Regions from separate parts of the Homo sapiens genome. Here regions 1 and 2 are each linked to region 3. A link is an interaction called in ENCODE POLR2A ChIA-PET data of the cell type or tissue named here. Cell type or tissue: MCF 10A. All regions are shown on one strand. Each heading gives the region's core, and the rest is flanking DNA. Links, peaks and the distances in the headings are about the cores only.

What was found. Peaks named below come from ENCODE experiments on the same cell type or tissue, not always from the same donor. Only the 100,000 strongest peaks of a DNase experiment are listed, where the experiment ranks them.
Region 1: POLR2A ChIA-PET joins it to region 3 with 22 read pairs; 17 of 35 experiments call an interaction of 5 or more read pairs at or near these places.
Region 2: POLR2A ChIA-PET joins it to region 3 with 12 read pairs; 17 of 35 experiments call an interaction of 5 or more read pairs at or near these places.

The regions. Positions count from the first base shown.
Region 1 is chr3:48,147,670-48,155,989 of GRCh38, reverse strand. No RefSeq gene overlaps it. Among named protein-coding and RNA genes, the nearest start is that of CDC25A, 37 kb to the left of the region's middle. RefSeq lists a silencer at 7,470-7,659. In MCF 10A, for the core only: a CTCF peak has its summit at 4,291 (motif pointing right); DNase peaks (open chromatin) are centred at 699 and 4,299.
Region 2 is chr3:48,135,123-48,143,442 of GRCh38, reverse strand. No RefSeq gene overlaps it. Among named protein-coding and RNA genes, the nearest start is that of CDC25A, 49 kb to the left of the region's middle. In MCF 10A, for the core only: no CTCF peak of the experiment used is centred there; a DNase peak (open chromatin) is centred at 892.
Region 3 is chr3:48,083,873-48,092,192 of GRCh38, reverse strand. It overlaps a transcript of MAP4 not described here. Among named protein-coding and RNA genes, the nearest start is that of MAP4, 72 kb to the right of the region's middle. RefSeq lists enhancers at 2,678-2,727, 2,788-2,857 and silencers at 3,078-3,647, 4,288-4,407, 4,498-4,547. In MCF 10A, for the core only: no CTCF peak of the experiment used is centred there; DNase peaks (open chromatin) are centred at 2,892, 3,242 and 4,602.

The sequences.
Region 1 (8,320 bases), core at 291-8,290, 64 kb before region 3:
TAAGCAAGAAGATAGATTCAGATTTTTTTTCCTTTTTTTTTTTTTTTTTTTGACATGGAGTTTCACTCTTATTGCCCAGGCTAGAGTGCAATGGTGCAATCTCGGCTCACCACAATCTCCGCCTCCTGGGTTCAAGTGATTCTCCTGCCTCAGCCTCCCGAGTAGCTGGGATTACAGGCATGTGCCACCACACCCAGCTAATTTTATATTTTTAGTAGAGACGGGGTTTCTCCATGTTGGTCAGGCTGGTCTTGAACTCCTGACCTCAGGTGATCCCCCTGCCTTGGCCTCCCAAAGTGCTGGGATTACGGGCATGTGCCACCACACCCAGCTAATTTTATATTTTTAGTAGAGACGGGGTTTCTCCATGTTGGTCAGGCTGGTCTTGAACTCCTGACCTCAGGTGATCCCCCTGCCTTGGCCTCCCAAAGTGCTAGGATTACAGGTGTAAGCCACTGCGCCAGGCCTCATGTTTTCAAACTTTACAAATTGTGCACCTATAATCCCAGCTACTTGGGAGGCTAAGGCATGAGGATTGCTTGAGCCCAGGAGTTCAAAACCTGCCTGGGCAATATAGTGAGACCCCATCTCTAAAACAAAACAATCTCCATTATGTGCTCATTCATCCGTGACTCACTTTGATTTTTATTTCTCTGCTTATCACACTTAAGGGCACTTGGCTCCAAGAAGGGCAAAGCATGAATCAATAGTGACTCAGGCTACATCTCTCCAGCAGAGAAACCTGGAGTAAGTCACTTCTCCCTCTGGGGCCTTTCTTCACAAATAACAAATGCATTTGAACTAGATTTTCCGGCCAGGTGCAGTGGCTCATGGCTGTAATGCCTGCACTTTGGGAGGCTAAGGTGGGTGGATAGTTTGAGCCCAGCAGTTCTTGACCAGCCTGAGCAACATGCCAAAACCCTGTAACTACTAAAAATACGAAAAATTAGCCAGGTATGGTGGTGCATGCCTATTGTCCCAGATACTCAGGAGGCTGAGGTGGGAGGATTACCCAAGCCCAGGGAAGTCAAGGCTGCAGTGAGCCAAGATTGTTCCACTGCACCCCAGCCTGGGTGACAGGAGTGAGACCCTGTCTCAAAAAAAAAAAAAATTAAAAAAAAAAAGAATTAGATAAGTAGATGTTCTCTGTGACTGCCCCTGTCCCAACATACCGTGGCTCTGGCATTTGGATGGCCCCTTTGCATATGGCCCCTTTGCAATACCCACTTCAAATCTACTTGGAAGGGCCTCTATGGAGGAAAAGCTGTTTCTCTCATTCAATAAACGTTTGACTTGTGCTGAGCACTGAGGATAAGGAAGTGTGTAAGATGCAGGCTTTGTCTCAAGGCGTTCACTGGCTAGTGGGAGAAATAGTCACTAAAAATGACGAGGTCTTAGGTGTAACGTTTCCATGTAACAGAAGCTAGGATAGAGAGGGGTCCAGAGGACATGGGGCTCCAGAGCAAGCAGTGGACCCCATAGGAGGCGATGTTCAAATCTAACCTTCAGCAGGAGTCTCACGAGACAGGGTGTTCCAGGAAAAAGAAATTGTGTTCAAAGGGGAAATACCATGCATTCATACCTGTGAACAAGGTAGGAGAGGTTTGTGGTGGGCGGGGGGGGGGGGACCCTGAACGCCATTCTGAGGAGTCTGTAAGCCTAGGGATCTATGAGAGCAGGACTTCTCAAACACGTGGGAAACTTGTTAAAACGCAGATTCTGATTCCACAGCTCTGGGTCGCAGCCTGAGGTTCTGCATTTTTAACAGACTCTCAAAGCTGCTGATCCTTTTGCTACCCTTTGAGCAGCCAGCCTGTAGAGGGTTTAAGAAGGGAGCAGTGTGAAGCCGTGTAATTGCTGAGAGCAAGACAAAGGATGGATGATAGGTAAGGAATGATGATAATTATAGTCATAGCAGAAGCTGGGGCATGGGAGGGAAGGGCTTTAGGTGCTGGGATCTGGTGATGGATGGGTAGATGGGAGTGAGGGAGAGGGATGGATTCAGGATGGTCTCTTGGCTCCTGACCTGAGGGAGTGGCTGGACCACTGGTACTCAGAGCAAGAAATCAAGAAATACATGGCCAGGCACGGTGGCTCATGCCTGTAATCCCAACACTTTGGGAGGCCGAGGCAAGTGGATCACCTGAGGTCAGGAGTTCAAGACTAGCCTGACCAACATTGTGAAACCCCGTCTCTACTAAATACAAAAAATTAGCTGGGTGTGGTGGTGCATACCTGTAATCCCAGCTACTTGGGAGGCTGAGGCAGGAGAATTGCTTGAACCTGGGAGGCGGAGGTTGCAGTGAACTGAGAATGCGCCGTTGCACTCCAGCCTGGGCAACAAGAGTGAAACTCTGTCTCAAAAAAAAAGAAATACACAAGGAAAGGAAATATTGAAAAAGCCTAAGTTGAAATTTATAAAATTACTGGCCTGCATATTTTATAAATATCAGTGTCATACATGACCAAAGAGAGGCCCAGGAACCGTTCCAGATTAAAGGAGACTCAAGAGACATGACAACTAAATGAAATGTGTGATCTTGGATGGGATCCTGGACCAAACCGAAAAAGAGTACTATAAAGGACATTTTTGGAACATTTGACTACATTGAAATATGAACTTTAATTAGGTAAAATTATTATTATTATTATTATTTTGAGACACAGACTCGCTCTGTTGGCCAGGCTGGACTGCAGTGGCACGATCTTGGCTCACTGCAACCTCCGCCTCCTGTGCTCAAGCCATTCTCCTCCCTCAGCCCCCTGAGTAGCTGGGACTACAGGTACCCGCCACCACACCCAGCTAATTTTTAAATTTTTAGTAGAGATGGGGGTTTCACCATCTTGGTCAGGCTGGTCTCGAACTCCTGACCTCGTGATCCACCCACCTCGGCCTCCCAAAGTGCTGGGATTACAGGCATGAGCTACTGTGACCCACCAGGTAAAATTAGTAACTCAGTGTTAAGTTTCCTGAATTTGATAATTATACTGCAGTTATGTATGAGAACATCCTTGTTCTAAGGAAATAATACACTGAAATATTACAGGTTAAGTGTGTGTGTGTGTGTGTGTGTAAGAGAGAGAAGTAGACAGAGTCAAAGGGAAGAAAGCAAATGCAGCAAAATTTGAAAACGTTAAAATGTATGACTCTTGGCAAAGGGCATAAGGGAATTCTTTGTACTATTCTTGCAACTTTTCTGTAAGCTTTAAATTATTTCAAAAGAAAACATTTTAAAAGGGGGCTGGGCCGGGTGCAGTGGCTCATGCCTGTAATCCCAGCACTTTGGGAGGCCAGCGTGGGTGGATCACTTGAGGCCACGAGTTTGAGACCAGCCTGGGCAACATAGAAAGACGTCTTCTCTATAAAAATAAAAATTGAAATAAGTAAATTAAATAAAAAAGAGGGGCTGTCATGCTGAGCTCCTATGTGGACGGGGGGATCTGGGCAGTGACTGTCCCGATGCCTGAGTGGTCAAGTGTTGAATGTGAGGAGTGCTCCAGAGAAATATCCAGGCTGGTGACAGCAAGTTGTCACACGTATCCAAGTGGCAGTTCTACCAATGTAGAAGACAGGGAAGCAGAGAGAGAGGTTAGAGGCAGGATGCCAGGAAGCCAGGCAGGGAGGGGTAGGGAGCAGCCACAAGGAGGTCTCAGTGATAGGGTTAAGCTCGGCTGCCTGTGGTGGGACATATGTCACTGGTGACCTTGGGACACAAAGCCTGCCCACGCTAGGGTAGGGTAGGGGAAGGACAGGGAGGCGAGGCAGAAACAGCAGCAGGGGAAGACTGGGTGGCATTGGGCATGGCATTGGGCGTGCTCAGCCTCTGTGTGACTGTGACCTGGCAGCTGGGATGGGGGTGGATTACCTAGATGATTCTAAGACCTTAAGATCTTGGTCATTCTGATTTCTAAGCAATGACTCCTGGAAGTTGTGCAAAGCCCAGTCCAGAGTTCCTGCTTGCACGCTCCCAGAACAGAGGAGGCAGAGTCCCTTCCAGTGCTGGCCAGAGCAGGACAGCTCTTCCGCAGGCAAAGTCAAATCCGCACCTCCATACTGTGGCTACTTTGTATATGTTGATTCATTTTCCATTTATGTTTTCTGTTTAGTTTTTCAATATGGATGTCTTTCTTCAATATGAAGTATTTCAGACATACCCACTGTCTGGGAGTACCCACCGTCAAGGGTAAATAAAAACTTCCACCGATAGGCTTTCTTTGCCCTCTTGTTTCACTCTGCTGCCAGGCTGCCACGGGGCTTGGGGCTGTGACCACTGCAATGGCCATAGGAAGACATCAGGTGGCAGTGGTGCCCCAGGTTTGTCTCCTCAGGTATCTCGGCCTTCTAGCTCCTCTCCTCCAGAGCCAGTCAGTAACTGGGAGGAGCTGGGGGCTCTCCAGGAGCTTCCCACCCCTTCCCCTGCCCTGGCTTCCAGCTGCATTTAATGGCACTTTGCCTGCTCTGAGTACAGGAAAAGCTGTGGCTGTTCCTTGTCCAAGCCGCAGTTCCCAATGGCCTAGTTCAAGCATGTGTTTCATGCACCACAGTGCAAGGGCTCCCAAAGGGGAAAAAAGGGAAGAGGGCTGGTTTGGATTATTAGCATTTTGTATTTTTAATAAATGCATCAATGTGGTCATCATGGAAAAATGTCCGATCTTTGTGGGGTTTATTTACACTTCCTTCCTAGTTTACTTTGGGTGACGCAGGGTGGATCATAGGCCTTAACCTTCTAAAGCACAGCCTCTTTCCCCTGGCGGCTTCCTAGACTCTGATGAAGAAATAAGGCCTACTTTCTGATTCCGGTCTGCCCCTGACCAGTGGTGTGACACTGAGCAGAACACTTCACTTCTCTGGACCAGAGGTCTCAAGTATAAAGGATGAGCTTGGGCAACCTCCCCATCCTCCCCCAAGGACTCCTCACTATTCCTGTTCTTTGGGACCTCCTTACCTTTGCTGACACCTGCAGGGAATGCCTTTCTTTTTCCACAGAACTCTTTTTTCTTTTTTGGAGACAGAGTCTCACTCTTGTTGCCCAGGCTGGAGTGCAGTAGCAGGATCTCGGCTCACCACAACCTCCGCCTCCCAGGTTCAAGCGATGCTCCTGCCTCAGCCTCCTGAGTAGCTGGGATTATAGGCACCTGCCACCACTCCTGGCTAATTTTTGTATTTTTCGTAGAGACAGGGGTTTCACCATGTTGTCCAGGCTGGTCTCAAACTCCTGACCTCAGGTGATCCGCCTGCCTCAGCCTCCCAAAGTGCTGGGATTACAGGCATGAGCCACTGCTCCCAGCCTTCCACAGACTTATTCTTTTTAGGAGGGTTGGGGATGGGGAATAGGGTTTCGCTCTGAGTAGCTGGGACTATAGATGCACACCATCACACCCAGCTAATGTTTTTTTAAAATTTTTTTTGTAGAGACAAAGATCTCCCTATGTTGCCCAGACAGGTCTCAATCTCCTGGCCTCAAGTGATCCTCCCACCTCAGCCTCCCAAAGTGCCGAGATTATAGGAATGAGCCAATGCATCTGCCCTCTGATTCATTCTTGTAAACATAAATAATATAATTGTCCGGCTGGGTGCAGTGGCTCACACCTGTAATCCCGGCACTTTGGGAGGCCTAGGTGAATGGATCGCTTGAGCTCAGGAGTTCAAGACCAGCCTAGGCAACATGGCGAAAACCTGTCTCTACAAAAAAATACAAAAAATTAGCCAGGTGTGGTGGTGTGTGCCTGTAGTCCCAGTTACTCCAGAGGCTGAGGTGAGAGGATTGCTTGAGTCTGGGAGGTGGAGGTGGCAGAGAGCCGAGATTGTGCCACTGTACTACAACCTGGGTGACAGAGTGAGACCCAGTCTCGAAAATAAAAATAAAAATAAAAATAAATAAATAGGCCGGGTGCGGTGGCTCATGCCTATAATCCCAGCACTTGGGAGACCTGAGGTCAGGAGTTCGACACCAGCCTGGCCAACATAGCGAAACCCTGTCACCACTAAAAATACAAAAATTTAGCAGGGCATGCTGGCAGGTGCCTATAATCCCAGCTACTTGGGAGGCTGAGAAGGAGAATCACTTGACCCAGGAGGCGGAGGTTGCAGTGAGCGGAGTTCGCACCACGGCACTCCAGCCTAGGCAACAGAGCAAGACTCCATCTCAAAAATAAAAATAAAAATAGACCGGACGTGGTGGCTCATGCCTGTAATCCTAGCACTTTAGGAGGCCGAGGTGGGCGGATCGCCTGAGGTCAGGAGTTCGAGACCAGCCTCGCCAACATGGCAAAACCCTGTCTCCACTAAAAATACAAAAATTTAGCCAGGCGTGATGGCAGGCGCCTGTAATCCCAGCTACTCGGGAGGCTGAGGTAGGAGAATTGCTTGAACCTGGGAGGGGCAGGTTGCAGTGAGCTGAGATTGCGCCATTGCACTCCAGCCTGGGCGACAAGAGCAACACTTTGTCTCAAAAAACAAAACAAAACAAAAAAAGCCTGGCCAACACAACGAAACCCTTTCTCTACTAAAAATACAAAAACTAGCCAGGCGTGGTGGCAGGGGCCTGTAATCCCAGCTACTTGGAAGGCTGAGGCAGGAGAATCACTTGAACCTGGGAAGCAGAGGTTGCAGTGAGCTGAGATCGCGCCACTGCACTCCAGCTTGGGCGACAGAGTGAGATTCCGTATGGAAAAAAGGAATGTAAAACTCGATGGGATAAACTACAGTTTAGAATTAGATCCAACTGGGCCAGGCACGGTGGCTCACACCTGTAATCCTAGCACTTTGGGAGGCCGAGACGGGCGGATCACCTGAGGTCGGGAGTTTGAGACCAACCTGACCAACATGGAGAATCCCTGTCTCTACTAAAAATACAAAAATTAGCCGGGTTTGGTGGCACGTGCCTGTAATCCCAGCTACTCAGGAGGCTGAGGCAGGAGAATTGCTTGAACCTGGGAGGCAGAGGTTGTGGTGAGCCAAGATCACACCACTGCACTCCAGCCTGGGCAACAGGAGTGAAACTCCATCTCAAAAAAAAAAAAAAAAAAAAAAAGAATTATTAAATCCAACTGGAGAGAGAGCTAATATGCTGGAGAAATGTGGTGTTAGAAGATTATTTGGAATGGAATGAGATACATACTTATGACACTTAGGAAACCATGAAATAGGTGGAAAGAGACAGAACATCCTGAGAAAATCTAACTATATCAAATTTGAGTCCCAGAAGGAAAGAAAAGAAAGAATAGGAGAAAGGCAATTTTTGTTTTTGTTTTTGTTTTTCTGAGACGGAGTCTCACTCTATTGCCCAGGCTGGAGTGCAGTGGCACGGTCTTGGCTCACTACAACCTCCACCTCCAGGGTTCAAGCCATTCTCCTGCCTCAGCCTCCCAAGTAGCTGGGATTACAGGCACGTGCCACCAAACCCGGCTAATTTTTGTATTTTTAGTAGAGACAGGGTTTTACCTTGTTGGCCAGGCTGGTCTTGAACTCCTGACTTCGGGTGATCCGCCTTCCTCAGCCTCCCAAAGTGCTGGGATTACAGGTGTGAGCTACCATGCCCGGCCAAGAAAGGCATTTTTTTCTTTCTTTCTTTTTTTTTTTTAGATGGAGTCTCACTCCGTCACCCAGCTCCATGGAGTGCAGTGGCACTATCTCAGCTCAACCTCTTCCTCCCGGATTCAAGCTATTCTCCTGCCTCAGCCTTCCGAGTAGCTGGGATTACAGGCATGCGCCACCATGCCCAGCTAATTTTTGTATTTTTAGTAAAGACGGGGTTTCACTATGTTGGCTAGGATGGTCTCAATCTCTTGACTGCATGATCTGCCTGCCTCAGCCTCCCAAAGTACTGGGATTACAGGCGTGAGCCACCGCACCTGGCAAGAAAGGAACTTTTTAAAGAAAGAATACCTGATGAACACCTTAAATCCCCAAAATCAAGAAATCCCATGAATCCCAAGCAGAGTAAATAAGAAATCCACATTTGGGTATGTAACGAGGACAGAATACCAAAGACACAGGATACCAAAGTGCATGCTGAATAGAAAGCCAGAGGACCAACACAGAGACAACACGTAGCTGCTGCTCAGCAGCAACAGTGGAAGACTACGGCAACATGGAAATACTGCAAGCCTCGCTGTACTCTCACCCTTCCTAATCCCATGTCCTCTGAAAAGATAGCCCCTATTAAGTTAGGGGTGTACCTTCTAGACCTTTTCTATGCATGTATAAATATACATAATGTATATGGATATGGATGTGTGCATCTATATTTATGTTTATTATTATTATTATTTTTTTTTGAGACAGAGTCTGACTCTGTCGCCCAGGCTGGAGTGCAGT
Region 2 (8,320 bases), core at 190-8,189, 51 kb before region 3:
GTAGAGACTAAAGGTGATCCACCCTCCTCGTCCTCCCAAAATGCTGGGATTACAGGCATGAGCCACCGCGCCGGCCCAACATTGAATTTCTATGAGACTTAATTTCTGGCTGGGCGCAGTGGCTTACACTTGTAATCCCAGCACTTTGGGAGGCCGAGGCAGGTGGATCACTTGAGGCCAGGAGCTCGAGACCAGTCTGGCCAACATGGCGAAACCCTGTCTCTACTAAAAAATACAAAAATTAGCTAGGCGTGGTGCTGGGCGCCTGAAATCCCAGCTACTCAGGAGGCTGAGGCAGGAGAATCGCTTAAACGCCGGAGGTGGAGGTTGCAGTGAGTCGAGATGGTGCCACTGCACTCCAGCCTGGGCGATGGAGTGAGACTGTCAAAAAAAAGAAAGAAAGAAAGAAAGACTTAATGTACTAATTTATGGCAGGAAGACCCTGCTTTCCCTCTCCTTCCTGACCTCATGATGGGTCCTGAACCAATAGTTGAGAATAAAGGAAGAGATTGGGGCCACTTGATCTAAGTTTGATGAGTGAGAGAAATTGTTCCCACATCTGGGCAGAGGGCACCTCCTGGGTACTCAGGTTCTTGGGCATCATGTCTCTCCCTCGATCCAGCTGGCCATGCACAGGCATTTTTGTTCTCCTGAGCCCTGGTTCTAGATGGGTTAATGCTGTGATTCAGCTGCAGTCTAGTCTCAGCGCTCCTGAGCTTGGGAGACACCCTGTCTCTCCCCTGCTCCCCACCCCACGCCTATGCTGCACCTCGAGGGCAAGGGTAGCAGGGCCGATGGAAGCTGAGGCACCTCACCTGCCTGGCATTTGCCAGTGCCCAAACAGCTGGGTGTGCAGGAGGAAGAATGAGGAGCCTTGGCAGCTGCCAAGCTACCCAGCGGGGGAGGGAAGGTGGCCAGGTGCGGCTGAAACAGGGTGCGGTGACTGGTCTGGGAGCTCCGAGGCCTGCCCAGACATCTGGCTGGGTCAGGAGGGCCAGGTGTGCTAAGAAGTGTGGGCTGCCCCAAAGCACAGGCTACTGAGCACCTCATGAGTGTAAGATTTGGTGAGCGCCTGAGCGGAGGAGGGGATGGGTGGATGGAAACTTCAGATTCATTATCTGTAAAGTGTGGATAAATAGCAGGGTGGTTTGAAAATTAAATGACTTAGACCAGCCTGTCCAATATGGTGAAACCCCATCTCTACTAAACATATAAAAATAAGCTGGGCGTGGTGGCATATTCCTGTAATCCCAGCTACTTGGGAGGCTGAGGCAGAAGAATCGGTTGAACCCGGGAGGCGGAGGTTGCAGTGAGCTGAGATCGTGCCACTGCACTCCAGCCTGGGCGACAAAGCGAGACTCTGTCTGGAAGGAAGGAAGGAAGGAAGGAAGGAAGGAAGGAAGGAAGGAAAGGAAATTAAATGACTTAATACATATAGGGTACGTAGCACAGTTCCAGTAAGTTCTCAAAAGTCCCAGGTATGATTATGATGAGTCCAGCACATAGGGTTGGGCAGGTTCAGTGTCTGATTCATCTGTTATCCTCTGTGTAACTACAAAAACAACAGACAAAATCAAGACAGCAGCAAAAGTCATCTCCCTCGAGTCCTCGTGAAACCCTATGAGGCAGATACCATTATTGAGCCCATTTTCCAGATGGACAGACAGGCATGGTGAGGCCACCATAATCAGCTAAGGCTAAGCCATGAAGCAGCTGTCCCCACAGAGGGCCTGCCCCATACTCTGGCTGAGGCGAAGGTCGTTCCTCCACCCTCTCCCACTGCCCACCACCCGGTCAGAGAAGCCTGCTGAGGCAGATGAGGAAACAAGGAACCAAGAGGTGACAGGCAGAGCCAGGAGCAGGTATTCTTCCCTCTGAGTGGCCTCTCCAAGCAGCCTCCACCAGACCCTGCCCTCATTCCTGAGCTCATCTCCCACTCTACCCCTCCACTTCTCCCTCTCTTCCTAGTTGGGTCATCTAGGCCTCTTGCCCTCCAGGAAGTCTTCCCTCAGCAGCCTGCCTGTCGGGGGAGTGCTCTATGGAGCACTCTCACCCTGGGTATCACTATGGAAGTGAGTGAATGGAGCCCCTTCCTTTTCCACATGATTTTGGTGAACCACAGACAGCCTGGGAGATACTCCCCAAAGGTGCTGGCCAAAGCCAAGAGACAACTAAAATAACTATTAATATTTACAGAAAACTTCATCCAACAGTTTTTTTGTTTTTTTCATATGGGGTGTCACACTGTTGCCCAGGCTGGCGTGCAGTGGCATGATCTCACTGCAGCCTCAACTTCCCCAAACTCAGGCAATCCTCCCACCTCAGCCTCCCACAGTGCTGGCCAGGAGATCACTTGAGCTCAGGAATTTGAGACCAGTCTGGGCAACATAGTGCAAACCCATCTCTACAAAAAATACAAAAAATTAACCAGGCATTGTGGCTCATGCCTGTAGTCCCAGCTACCAGGGAGGCTGAGGTGGGAGGATCACCCAAGCCTGGGAGGTGGAGGCTGCAGTGAGCCAAGATCACGCCACTGCACTACAGCATGGGTGACAGAGTGAGAGCCTGTCTCAATAGTAATAATAAATAAATAACTAAATAACTAATTAAATAAATATATAAATAAAATAAAGCTCCAACTTGCTTCTTCCCAAGTGAGGGTGTCCTCACCCTCAAAGGAGCTGGTAGGGCTGTGCTGGGGTCGTGTTCCCTGCTCGCAGAGAGCTTGCACTGCAGAAAGACCATAGCTCTGTGTCCCTGTCTGTGAAATACACACTTTATTGTGATGTAGAGCAAATGCTTGTAAAGCTCTGGACACAGAGTTGTCGCTCCATGCACGGCTTTATTTCTCAGCACAAATGCTAATTTCCCTTCCAAATGCAAAGCTTCTCAACCTCTCAAGCAGTTTAGATTGTCTGAAGGTCACAGCAAGGTCTCATGTTCCGTTTTGCCCACTGGCCTTTCCTGCCTCACTTCCTGCCTCCCTGTTCGTCCTCGGGTCCAGGCAAACTTCTCAGCGTTCCTCAACAATTTGCCTGTTCACAGCTGTGTGTCCCTGAACATGCTGCTCCCTCCGGTGAAACACCTGTCCCTCCCCTTCTTTGCACAACAAACTCCTGCCAATCTTTTTCTCTCAGTTCAATCCTCCTCCAAAGCTTCTTCCGACTCCCCTGGGCAGTGTTAATTATTCCTTCCTCTGCTCTCTAGGGGTTTGTCCATATGATTATTTTTTTTTAATTTTTAAATTTTAATTAAAAGAAAAAAAGATGAGCCAGACGTGGTGTCTAATACCTGTAATCCCAGCACTTTGGGAGGCTGAGGTGGGCGGATCACGAGGTCAGGAGATCGAGACCATCCTGGCTAACACGGTGAAACCCTGGCTTTACTAAAAATACAAAAAATTAGCCGGGCGTGGTGGCAGCCACCTGTAGTCCCAGCTACTCAGGAGGCTGAGGCAGGAGAATGGCGTGAACCCGGGAGGCGGAGCTTGCAGTGAGCCGAGACCACACCACTGTGCTCCAGCCTGGGTGACAGAGCGAGACTCCGTCTCAAAAAAAAAAAAAAAAGGAGACAGTGGGTCTCAACCACGGATGACCTCCACCTCCTTGGTTCAAGTGATTCTCCTGCCTCAGTCTCCCAAGTAGCTGGGATTACTGGCACGCGCCACCATGCCCAGCTAATTTTTGTATTTTTAGTAGAGATGGGGGTTTCACCATGTTGGTCAGGCTGGTCTTGAACTCCTGACCTCGTGATCCGTCCGCCTCAGCCTCCCAAAGTGCTGGGATTACAGGCGTGAGCCACCGCGCCTGGCCAGAGATGTAGTCTTGCTGTGCTGCCCAGGCTGATCTTGAACTTCTGGCCTCAAGCAATCCTCCTACCTCTGCCTCCCAGTGAGTTGAGATTATAGGTGTGAACCACCAAGCCCGGCCTATATATTTTTTTATTATTATTATTTTTGAGATGGAGTCTTGCGCTATTGACTGGGCTGGAGTGCAATGGTGTGATCTCGGCTCACTCCTGCCTCCACCTCCCGGGTTCAAGCGATTCTCCTGCCTCAGCCTCCTGAGTAGCTGGAATTACGGACACCTGCCACCACACCCAGCTAATTTTTTTGTGTTTTTAGTACAGACGGGGTTTCACTATATTGGCCAGGCTGGTCTCGAACTCCTGGCCTCGTGATCCGCCCTCTTTGGCCTCCCGAAGTGCTGGATTACAGGCATGAGCCACCGCGCCCAGCCATGATTATTTTAGATTATATTTTAATCCATAATTTCTCTCATTTTTTTCCCGACATCTCTGGCTCTTTCTGTTCTCTGTAGAGTTGACCTTAGAAAAACTGAGGTTGGCAGAGGAGTTGAGCATTTGTCAGGGTATCAGAGTGTCACAGTTCAGCTGGGCCCTGTTTGTTGGAAGGCTCAACATCATGTTTGATGACCCCTCCTCAAGTTGGTGGCCAAGAAGGAGCCACATTTTGCTCCTAAGTATTGTGATTCCCAGTGAATCCTGCCCACACACCTAGGCGTGGCATGGCCCAGAGGCTGCGTGTCTCCATGCCTGTGCAGATCAAGGCTATCTGGCCAGGTCCAGCTCAAAGGCCTTCTTGGCCAATAATCTCTCGGAGCAGCTTTGGCCAATGGAAGTCTCCCTCTGACAGAGTCTCCCTCTGTCGCCTAGGCTGGAGTGCAGTGGCACCATCTTGGCTCACGGCAAGCTCCGCCTCCTGGGTTCACGCCTCTCCTGCCTCAGCCTCCTGAGTAGCTGGGACTACAGGTGTCCACGATCACACCCGGCTAATTTTTTGTATTTCTGGTAGAGACAGCGTTTGATCTTGTTCGCCAGGATGGTCTCAATCTCCTGACCTCGTGATCCACCCGCCTCGGCCTCCCAAAGTGCTGGTATTACAGGCGTGAGCCACCATGCCCGGTCTGGCCATCGGAAGTCTTGAACCTGGCTCTAAGCCTCCACAGGGGTGTTGAGACCCTGCTGGGAAGATTCCTTAATGTAGCTTTTTGTTTGTTTGTTTGTTTGTTTGTTTTTCTCTCTTTTTTTTTTGAGACGGAGTCTCCTTCTGTTCCCCAGGCTGGAGTGCAGTGGCACAATCTCGGCTCACCACAACCTCTGCTTCCCGGGTTCAAGTGATTCTCCTGCCTCAGCCTCCCAAGTAGCTGGGACTACAGGCGTGCTCCACCATGCCCGGCTAATTTTTGTATTTTTAGTAGAGATGGGGTTTCACTATATTGGCCAGGCTGGTCTTGAACTCCTGACCATGTGATCCGCCCTCACAAAGTGCTGGGATGACAGGCATGAGCTACCGCGCCCGGCCTCCTTAATCAAGCTTTCAATTAGAGCTAAATGTGTATAGATCTCCTCACCCACCCAGATTCAGGCCAGGACACAGCCTGGTATTCTCTTTGGCCTTGCAGAGCCTTTGAACACTCTTTTTAGCTGGAGACTCTCCCACTCTGAGTCCTGCCTCCCCTAAACAGAAGCCAGACCTCCACTTTCCCAGCCTCTGTATAGCTGGGGTAGCAGCTGTGCCCTAAGCCCTGCGCCATTGTTGGAGCTAAGAACCCAGACGGACATTGGCGTCATTCAGTTGCTATACCTTGTTCTGGGCAGGCTCCTAGAACATGGAGCTGTCAGAACTGCCTCTGCCTCCCAGAATCCCAGAAAGAAAGATGGCAGCCACAAAAACAAGTACTTCTTATAGGGCATCAAGGAAAAGGCTACAATGAGGGGAGGTGTCCAGTGTTCGGGAAACATCAGTTGTGGAGACTTGCAGGGAGGGGCCCCGTCTTACTCATTTATTAATTATCCCGTCCGTCTGGCAATGAGGTGTCCCATTAAATGAACTGAATTTAACATCAGGAGACTTGAATTTGAGTCTGGTTGTGCAACTTTTTAGTTGGTACCTTGGGTGAATCACCACATCCCAAAGTCTCTGTTTTGTATTATATATATAACACCTGTAGCCTTTCCTATGCTGAGGACTACAGGTACACACCAGCATGCTCAGCTACCTAAAAAAATTATATATCTGGGGCTGGGCACGGTCCCTCATGCCTGTAATCCCAGCACTTTGGGAGGCCAAGGCAGGTGGATCACGCGGTCAGGAGATTGAGACGATCCTGGTCAACATGGTGAAACCCTGTCTCTACCAAAAATACAAAAATTAAGCGGGCGTGGTGGCAGGCGTCTGTAGTCCCAACTACTCGGGAGGCTGAGGCAGGAGAATGGCCTGAACCTGGGAGATGGAGGTTGCAGTGAGCCAAGATCACGCCACAGCACTCCAGCCTGGCAACGGAGCGAGACTCTGTCTCAAAAAAAAAAAAAATATGTATATATATATATATATATGAGATAGATATATAACTATATGATAGATATATAAATATATATATGATAGACATATAAATATATATAAATATAGATACCTATTATAGATATCTATTTTTTTTTTGAGAGGAAGTTTCACTCTTGTCTCCCAGGCTGGAGTGTGGTGGCACAATCTTGGCCCACTGCAGCCTCTACCTCCCAGGTTCAAGCAGTTCTCCTGCCTCAGCCTCCCAAGTAGCTGGGATTACAGGTGCCCGCCACCATGCCTGGCTAATTTTTGTATTTTTAGTAGAGACGGTGTTTCTCTATTTCACCATTTTGGCCAGGCTGGTCTCTAACTCCTGGCCTCATGTGATCCACCTGCCTCAGCCTCCCAAAGTGTTGGTATTATGGGCATGAGCCACTGTTCCCGGCCATAAATTTTTACTTTTATTTTTTTCTAGTGCATTTCACAGTTTGTGGCACACTGTTGGCACTTTAAGTTTCTGTTGAATGGATGAATGAACAAACCAATGAATGAAAGAATGAATAGTAGACACTCAGGAAATGTTTTATGAAAAATAAAACGTGTACCAGGTGTGGTGGCTCATGCCTGTAATCCCAGCACTTTGGGAGGCCAAGGCAGGCAGATCACCTGAGGTCAGGAGTTTGAGACCAGCCTGGTCAACATAGTGAAACCTCGTCTCTACTAAAAATACAAAAATTAGCAGGATGTGGTGGTGCATGCCTGTAATCTCAGCTACTCAGGAAGCCGAGGCAGGAGAATCGCTTGAATCCAGGAGACAGAGGTTGCAGTGAGTCAAGATCACACCACTGCATTCCAGCCTGGGGTACAGAGCAAGACTCCATCTGAAAAAAAAAAGAAAAGAAAAGAAAATAGAAAAAAAAAAAAAAGAGCCTGAGGTCCCTGCTGCCCCAGGAACACAACCAGATATTTGGATTCTGAAGCCAGAACCTCCTCCACCAAATGGCATGGGCTATGATTTAAGCCCAGAAACTGCCTGGACATGGGAGAGGGTCATTGAAGCTGGAGAGAGAAACTGGCTCCTGGCTTGGAGCAAAGGGTTATGGATAGGCAGCCTTTGCTCTATGGACTCTTTCAGGCCCTTGCAAATGACTGTGTATTTAGAGAGAATACAGCTTTGACTGCCTTGCCATGTGGCAGATGAAAGGGCTCAGAAGGGGAACAAGAACAATACTTTCCCAGACAGCAGCTAGGATGTGCCTGAGATATGAGAAGCAGAGTCTAGGCGTTTTAGACACGAAGTCTGCCAAGCCAGGGGAGCAAAAGAGCAGCAAAGAATCGGGTGGTTTGTGGTAGAAGGCTAGTGCTGGGTCCTGAGTTTGCTACGGACTAGCTGTACACACAGAGAGGACACTAGTTTTGGACCAGACAGTGCCTCCTCCATGAGAACATCCCAGGCCTAGTGATGCTCAGGATTGATGAAAAGCCCCAGGATTTTCAAGAGATCTGGGTCAATCCTGTTTTCATTCTCTTCCCTACTGGCTGCTTTGAGAAGTTTAATTTAACTGAGGGCAAAATCCTCTAATCGCCTGCTCTAAATCAAGGCATAACATTTGGGGTAATGTAGGGGAGGGAAATGACAATGGGTGAGGTGAGGCTATGGGATGGCAGGGCCTGTGAGAGGTCTGAGTTTGATCTCAACTGGTGAGCTGCTGGTGGGAGGCTGGGGGCTCCTGTTAGTCTTTTGGAATTATCTCTTGTCTCATACCTCCAACAGAGTGGGCTGCACTCACTGCAGAGTGGGAAGGGGTGGGTTGGTAAATTAGGATTTACTCTTTTTTTTTATTTGAGACAGTCTCACTCTGTCACCCAGGCTAGAGTGTAGCGGCAGGATCTCGGCTCACTGCAACCTCTGCCTCCCAGATTCAAGCAATTATCTGCCTCAGCCTCCCAAGTAGCTGGGACTACAGGGGCCGCCACCACACCTGGCTAATTTTTGTATTTTTAGTAGAGACGGAG
Region 3 (8,320 bases), core at 84-8,083:
TGAGATGTTGAGGTTCTATGCTTTTCTTGTTTTTCTTTCTTTTTTATTACTGCTGCTTGTGGAGCAGGGCAATCCCATAGGCAGTATGCCCAGAATAGGTGGTTCTATGCTTTTCATCCTGGGCACCCTGGAACTGGAGGGAATGTTCTTTTCCACTGCAAGTGGGGAAATAGAATGAACCTGTACTTTGAGATGCAATCTGTTAGGGCAGATATATATATATATATATATTAGTTTTTAGTAGAGACGGGGTTTTACCTTGTTAGCCAGGATGGTCTTGATCTCCTGACCTCGTGATCTGCCCACCTTGGCCTCCCAAAGTGCTGGGATTACAGGCATGAGCCACCTCGCCTGGCCAGGCAGATCCATATTTATACAAATAACTATCACATATATGGTAAGTGTTGTAATAGGCATACAAGGGATGCAGGAGGATATTATGAATGGAAGGGGATGGTACAGAAGGTTGTGATATTTGGACTGAAGCAGGAGCAAGGGGAAGGCTTGAAAGAAACTATGGCAGGATACAGGAAAAAGAAAAAGGACTGAACCAGAACAGCATGTGTCAGTGGAGCTGTTTCTGAGGCAGGAGGAAAATCTGGTAGGTATGAGGGGAAAAGGAAGGGAATAACTGAGAATCACTCCTGGGTCTCTAGCTCTACACATAACATGGTGACTGTCTTAACTTAAAGAAGGCTGGGGTCCGGGTGCGGTGGCTCATGCCTGTAATCCCAGCACTTTGGGAGGCAGAGGTAGGAGGATAACTTGAGGGAATGAGTTCGAGACCAGCCTGGGCAACACAGTGAGAACCCATCTCTACAAAAAATTTAAAAAATTAGCCGAGTGTGGTGGCAGAAGCCTAAGGTCCCAGCTACTTGGGAGGCTGAGGTGGGAGGATCACTTGAGCCTGGGAGGTAGAGGCTGCAGCAAGCCATGACCGTACCACTGCACTCCAGTCTGGGCAACAGAGTGAGACCCTCCCACTGGGCTTAAGCGATCCTCCCACCTTGGCCTCCAAAATGCTGGGATTACAGCTGTGAGCCACTGCCTGGCCCTGGGGAAAAATAAATATTAAAGAAATTTCGGACCCTTCAGCCAGGCACGGTGGCTCATCCCTGTAATCCCAGCACTTTGGGAGGCTGAGGCGGGTGAATCACGAAGTCAGGAGTTCAAGACCAGCCTGGCCAAGATGGTGAAACCCTGTCTCTACTAAAAAAACAAAAATTAGCCAGGCACGGTGGCAGGCGCCTGCAATCCCAGCTACTTCGGAGGCTGAGGCAGAGAACTGCTCGAACCTGGGAGGCAGAGGTTGCAGTGAACTTAGATCGTGCCACTGCACTCCAGCCTGGGCGACAAAGGGAGACTCCGTCTCAAAAAAAAAAAACAAACAAAAAACAAAACACTTAGGGGCAGGCATGGTAGCTCACGCCTGTAAATCCTAGCACTTTGGGAAGCCGAGGCGGGCGGATTGCCTGAGTTCAGGAATTCGAGAACAGCCTGGGCAACACGGTGACACGTCTCTACTAAAATACAAAAAAAATTAGCTGGGCGTGGAAGCGTGCGCCTGTAGTCCCAGCTACTCGGGAAGCTGAGGCAGGAGAATTGCTTGAACCGGGGAGGCAGAGGTTGCAGTGAGCTGAGATTGTTCCACTGCACTCCACTCTGGGCGACAGAGCAAGACTCCATCTCAAAAAAACAAAAAACAAAAAACAAAAACACTTCGGACCCCAATTCACTATTCCAAAAGGAAAAAATTAAGTTGAAAGCTGAGTCATGCACAAACTGCCTTTCATTCCTAAGCAGACATACTTGACATAATACACAATTGACTATTCCCCTACCTGCTCCTTTTCTCTTGTTCCCTCCCTATTTTCCCTCCAGCCCACTTTTCCCCTTTAAATACTGAATTCCTCAAATTCATCTTTGGAGAAAGGCAGAGACCACAGACTGTTTCTGTGATTCTGTGTTTTTTCCTTTCAGGAATGTCCTTCACCTTGGCAAAATAAATTTCTAAATCAATTGAGACCTGTCTCAGATACTTCTTGGTTTACAGAAGGGATGGAAGATTCCAATACTTTTGAGTTTTCCTAGCCATCTAACTACAAAGGAGCTCAAAGCCAATTCTATTCCTGAAGTCTGGGACAGGAATATGCTGGCTACTCCAGGCAGCAGGAAGAATGATCAAAGTAACTTTAAAGCTCCCACCTGTGTGTTTTCCTACAACAGTAAGTTAAGGATTCTACAAAATCTGGGGCTTTGGAATGAAGTAATGTTAATTTCAACAGAAAAGGAAACCTATTTTTTTTATTTGAGACAGGGTCTCACTCTGTTGCCCAGGCTGGAGTGCAGTGGTGCGATCTCAGCTCACTGCAACCTCCGCCTCCCGGGTTCAAGCAATTCTCCTGCCTCACGTTCCGAAGTAACTGGGATTACAGGCACTTGCCACCACGCCCGGCTAATTTTTGTATTTTTAGTAGAGACGAAGTTTCACCATGTTGGTCAGGGTGGTCTCCAACTCCGGACCTCAAGTGCCTTCCAGAGTGCTGGGATTACAGGCGTGAGCCACCGCGCCCGGCCTCAATATTTCTTAGTTAACCAAATATACCCCAACTGTCATCAATTTTGTTATAATTAATTATCCCACTTGTAACCATTTAAAAATTATAGATGAGTTTTTTTTTTTTTTTCGGTACTAAGTCTTGGAAATTTGGTGTGTATTGTACACTTACAGCACATCTCAACTTGGGCCAGCCACGTTTCAGAGCTCACCAGCCACATGCGGCTCACGGGAGCGGAGCCCCGCCGAGGACCTGTGGCGTCCTCCCGCTCCTCTAAGGGTTCCTTCCAGAGCCCAGATGGCCCGCGACCTAGGCCCCGCCCCGCGCCCCTCCCAAGTTACATCACAGAGCCCACAGGCCCCACCCGCTGGTGGCCCGGTCCGCGTGTGCGCCGACTCTCGCACTCTCCTCGCTCCGGGCGCCCAGACTCTGAGAGAGAGCGACGGCCATCATAGAACAGCGAAGGCAGTCGATCGGCCTGCGGTCCGCTTCGGCATTCGCAGGCCGCAGGCGGGAGGCTAGAGCCCCCAGGCGCACCTCGCCCCAACCGCCCGCGGCTCGGGCAGCTCTGCAGAGACGTCGTGGCGGCAGGGCCAGCACCCATTGGTCCGCCACAGCCCTCCGCCCTCCCCCTCGCCACGCTTATTGGCCGGAGCGGCGGCGCTCGCCGGGTAGGCGGTGGCGGCGTCCCTCCCTTGCGCCGGCCCTCAAGAGGCGACGAGGAAGCGGCCGCCTCCCTGCGCCCCGCCCCTCCGGCTAGCTCGCTGGCTCCCGGCTCCTCCCGACGTCTCCTACCTCCTCACGGCTCTTCCCGGCGCTCTCCTGGCTCCCTTCTGCCCCAGCTCCGTCTCGGCGGCGGCGGGTAGGTGCAGCCGCAGGCGGGGTCCGATTGGAGGGGCGGCCTCCTCACTGTCCCGGGGCTGCCCGAGCCTTGCCCTGCGGCAGCTGGGTACCCCACGGGGCCCGCCCGAGGCGTGGAAGGGCGGTGGCCGCCGGCCTGCGAGACGCGGGGGCGTCCGAGGGAGGGGGCCAGGCGGGGGGCTGGCGGCTTTGACCTTCGGAGTCTTTGAGGCGCGATCTAGGGGGGTCTTTGGAGTGAGGGGGGCTGAGAGGTCCAGCTTTTGAGGGTCGGGGCGGTGGGGCCGAGCGACATGCCTTGGGCTCTGGATGGGGCTGAGCCGCGGAGCGAGGGTCGGCCGCAGTCTGGGGCCCTGGGTGGGGTTCGGAGGTGTAGGAGAACTCAGGGGTCGTTTTCTGAGGCTTTGTGGGGGTCAGTTGATGTGAGGCTGAGGTGAGCCTTAGTATGTCCAGTCAGGGATTATGGGTGGGGCTGAGGGGTGGTCTGGAGAACCGGGCCCTAGGCGGGGCTCTTCCCCCTTGCAAAGGCCCCGACACTGTGTGGGGACTAAAGCGTGTGTCTGGCAGTGGGAGTGCGAAAGGGTCACATTAGGGTGGGGGTGGGGAGGGTACAGGGACTAGGAGAGGCAGTTGGAAACATTACCCAGAACAGAGATTGTGATTTAGCACATGGAACAAGTTCTCCGCCGGTGTGAGTTAGATCCCTTTGGTGAAATTGTCCTGTGGAGGAGTTGTGAGGGTTTTGCTCACTTCCAGGAACGGGTAAATTAAATGCATTTGCTGCTTTGGGGAAGAGGCAGTGATTGATTACCTTTAGGTTTGTGCTTTAGGACCCAAGCTCGGATGAAATACGTGTTCCTCGCGAAGGTTAGTGTTACCCAGCTTTCTACTGGAAACCCCCTTTTCTCCTTTGCCTTCTCTGGTCCTGTTACAGTATTGCTCCCCAGGGCCTCTCGATTCTCTCTCCCTGGTTGCATAGCATTGCAGTGTTTCTTGCAGTGTGTGTGTGTGTGTGTGTGTGTGTGTGTGTGCGCGTGCGTGTGTGTGCGCGTGCGTGTGTATGTGTGTGTGCGCGCGCGCGCGTCTCCCGCCCATTTCCCTGCTGCTGTGCTTTTGGCAACTGCCTCTGCTCTTTCCCAGGGATGGTTGTGGCATTGCATCAGGGGATATTTGTGCTTGTAATTTGCTCACTCAGCCCAGGAGGAGGGTGAATAGTATGCTGTAGAGATGGGGGGCGGGGGCAGGGTGCCGTCAGCTTGGCTGGGTAGACAGAGAAATGGGTGTGGTGAGGGAATACAGCTGCTCTAGGCCTTTGGGGTAACACTGCCCAGTCATCAGCCCAAAGAGATTCAAAGAGCACCACCAGCAGCTATTTTTATAAATCAATCCTGAATCCAAGCTGAGCACATGGATTTAGAGTGAACAGTTGTCATGCTCTATTACAAGCTGGGTGTTTGGTAGACAACATTAAAGTTGCTAAGCAGGAGACTCCCATCTGTACTGTGCAGTGTGTACTTTACTTGCAACTTTTAAACTTTGCTTTTCTCAACTCCAAAGATTGGGACATCTCTCTTCAGGCTGTGTCTTTTAAATTAACGTAGTTTGCTGATCCGTACTACTACTTTTCAAATGAAATGTTTTCACCTCAGTTACACACTTCCTTTCAAATTTAGCTTCAAAATAATAAAGCTGTCACTTTTTGAGCACTTGCCATCTCCCAGGCACTAGCTATGTTTGTTAACAGATGAGGAAATTGAGACTGATGGGAAGAAGAGGTCACACAGATAGTTAAGTGGCAAAAATGGTATCCAACCAAACCAAGGTCTCTCCAACCCCCACATAGTAGTTCAGAAACTTCAGAATTTTGGTTTACATTGGGATGATTCAAGTGCTTGAGAATTTATTCATGCAAAGTAAACAAACTCACCAGAGACTGATAAACCAGATACCAGTTAATGCATGTTGGAAGTATTAAGTGCCATGTGCACAATTGGATTTAATTGTCCACTGACCAGGACACCTCCATTGTTCTGGGCTGCCTAATCAGTAATAAAAAGGTAGTTGATTATGGAATTGGAAAGGCACTAGATATTCTTAGTGGGTATTTTTTAAATTTAAATTTTATTTATTTATTTATTTTTGAGACAGGGTCTTGCTCTGTCGCCCAGGCTGGACAGTGGCAGGATCTCGGCTCACTGCAGACTCTACCTCCGGAGTTCAAGCAGTTCTCCTGCCACAGCCTCCGGAGTAGCTGGGATTATAGGCATGTGCCACCACACTCGGCTGATTTTTGTATTTTTAGTAGAGACGGGGTTTCGCCACGTTGGACAGACTGGTCTCAAACTCCTGACCTCAAGTGATCCGCCTGCTTTGGCCTCCCAAAGTGCCCTGGGATTACAGGTGCAAGCCACCATGCCCGGCCATTTATTTTTATTTTATTCTATTTTATTTTTTAAGATGGAGTCTCGCTGTGTCATCCAGGCTGGAGTGCAGTGGCATGATCTTGGCTCACTGCAACCTCTGCCTCCCAGGTTCAAGTGATTCTCCTGCCTCAGCTTCCTGATAGCTGGGATTATAGGCACCCACCACCACACCTGGCTAATTTGTGTGTGTGTGTGTGTGTGAGTGTGTGTATATACGTGCACACACATACATATATACATACACATATACATATATATACACACATACATACATATACACACACATATATATATATTTTTTTGAGATGGAGTCTTACTCTGTTGCCCAGGCTGGAGTGCAGTGGCACGATCTCAGCTCACTGCAACCTTCGCCTCCTGGGTTCAAGTGATTCTCCTGCCTCAGCCTCCCTAGTGGCTGGAACTACAGGCACGTGCCACCACGCCTGGCTAATTTTTTGTATTTTTAGTAGAGACAGGGTTTCACTGTGTTAGGGTGGTCTCTATCTCCTGACCTCGTGTTCCGCCTGCCTCGGCCTCCCAAAGTCCTGGGATTACAGGCGTGAGCCACCGCGCCTGGCTAATTTTTGAATTTTTAGTAAAGATGGGGTTTCACCATGTTGGCCAGGCTGGTCTTGAACTCCTGACCTCAGATGATCCACCTACCTCGGCCTCCCAGAGTGTTGGGATTACAGGCATGAGCCATCACGCCTGGCCTTACGGGTATTTTAATCAAGGAACAAAAGTCTAGTGAGTCTCCCTTTCCCCAGTGTAAAAACACATACAGTGCTGGAGGATGTCTTAACACATTTTCCTACTCTGTCTCACTTGTTTTTTAAGTAGTCTCTTCAAATATTTGTCATTCCAGCATCCCTTTGTTAAAATTTTCAAATTTACAAATACATTTATATTACCTATTAAAAAGTCATTTTCCATTGTTTGCTGACAGTGAAGGAAGCACCTGGATTTTCTTATATATAGGCGGCTTAGCTTTAGTCAGAGAGTAGATTCTTCCTAATCTCATAGTGTCTTGTTCTTCCTAATCTCATAGTGTCTTGTTCTTTCCTAATCTTGTTTCTGAATTTGGTGATCAATCCTTTGGCTCTGTAAACTTTTGCTCTTGACAGTTTTTGGAATCACTTTGCTTTTTTTTTTTTTTTTTTTTAAAGATTAAGCGTGAGTAGTTGCTATGTAGCTTTTAGATTTCCTTAAGATGTGAGAAAATCTGAGAGGAACATTTTGACCCAGTGGAAGGCATCTTGGCAGTTCATGTATATAGTCAATTTGAAAAGGAAACCAAGTAAGTATCAGTGATTTCACTTTGTCTTTCTAAACAGCACTTTTAGAACCAGGTTATTGTAGACTTATTGCTAGGAGTGAGTGGGTTGAGAACAATTAAGGTTAAGAAGGGGGATTGTAGGGCTGGGTGGCTCATGCCTGTAATTCCAGCACTTTGGGAGCCTGAGGCGGAGGATTGCTTGAGGCCAGAAGTTTGATACCAGCCTGGATAACATAGTGAGACCCTGTCTCCATTAAAAAAAAAACAAAAACAACTTAGTCGGTCCCCAGATAATTTTAGTGTACAGCAAAACAACAAAAACAACAACAACAAACTTAGCTAGGTGTGGTGGCATGTGTCTATAGTCCCAGCTACTCTGGAGGCTGGGGTGGGAGGATCACTGGAGCCCAGGAGTTCAAGGCTCCAGTGATATGATTGTGCCACTGCACTTCAGCCTTGCTGAAAGAGCCAGACCTGCTCACCCCTGCAAAAAAAAAAAAAAGGGGTAATAAAGCACACTGATACATATAGGGGATCATATTCATCATACTCATCTACCATTTTAGAGCTCCTAGGCCAGTCTTTAAATGCAGACCTTATGGTGAACTATTTTGGATGTCATTAACATTTTAAGGTTGAAAGTCAACACAATTACTTTCGTGATTCTTTTTCCTTTTTTTTTTTTTTTTTTAGAGATGAGATCATGTTCTGTCAGCAGTGGGGGAGATCATAGCTCACTGCAGCCTTGAACTTCTGGCCTCAAGTGATCCTCCTGCCTCAGCCTCCCCAGTAGTTCAGACTGTGTATGTGCACCATCACACCTGGCTAACTTTTGTGATTCTTGTTCTTATTCTTTTTTTTTTTTTTTTGAGACTGAGTCTCGCTGTATTCCCAGGCTGGAGTACAGTGGCGCGATCTCAGCTCACCACAACCTCCACCTCCCGGGTTCAAGCAATTCTCCTGCCTCAGCCTCCTGAGTAGCTGGGATTACAGGCACTCCCGCTGCGACCAGCTATTGTGATTATTTATAGGTTAAAAAAGTTAATCTTCTTGGCTTGGGCATGATGGCTCATGCCTGTAATCCCAGCACTTTGGGAGGCCGAGGCAGGGGGATCACTTGAGGTCAGGAGTTCGAGACCAGCCTGGCCAACATGGTGAAACCCTGTCTCTACTAAAATACAAAAATTAGCTGGCATGGTGGCAAG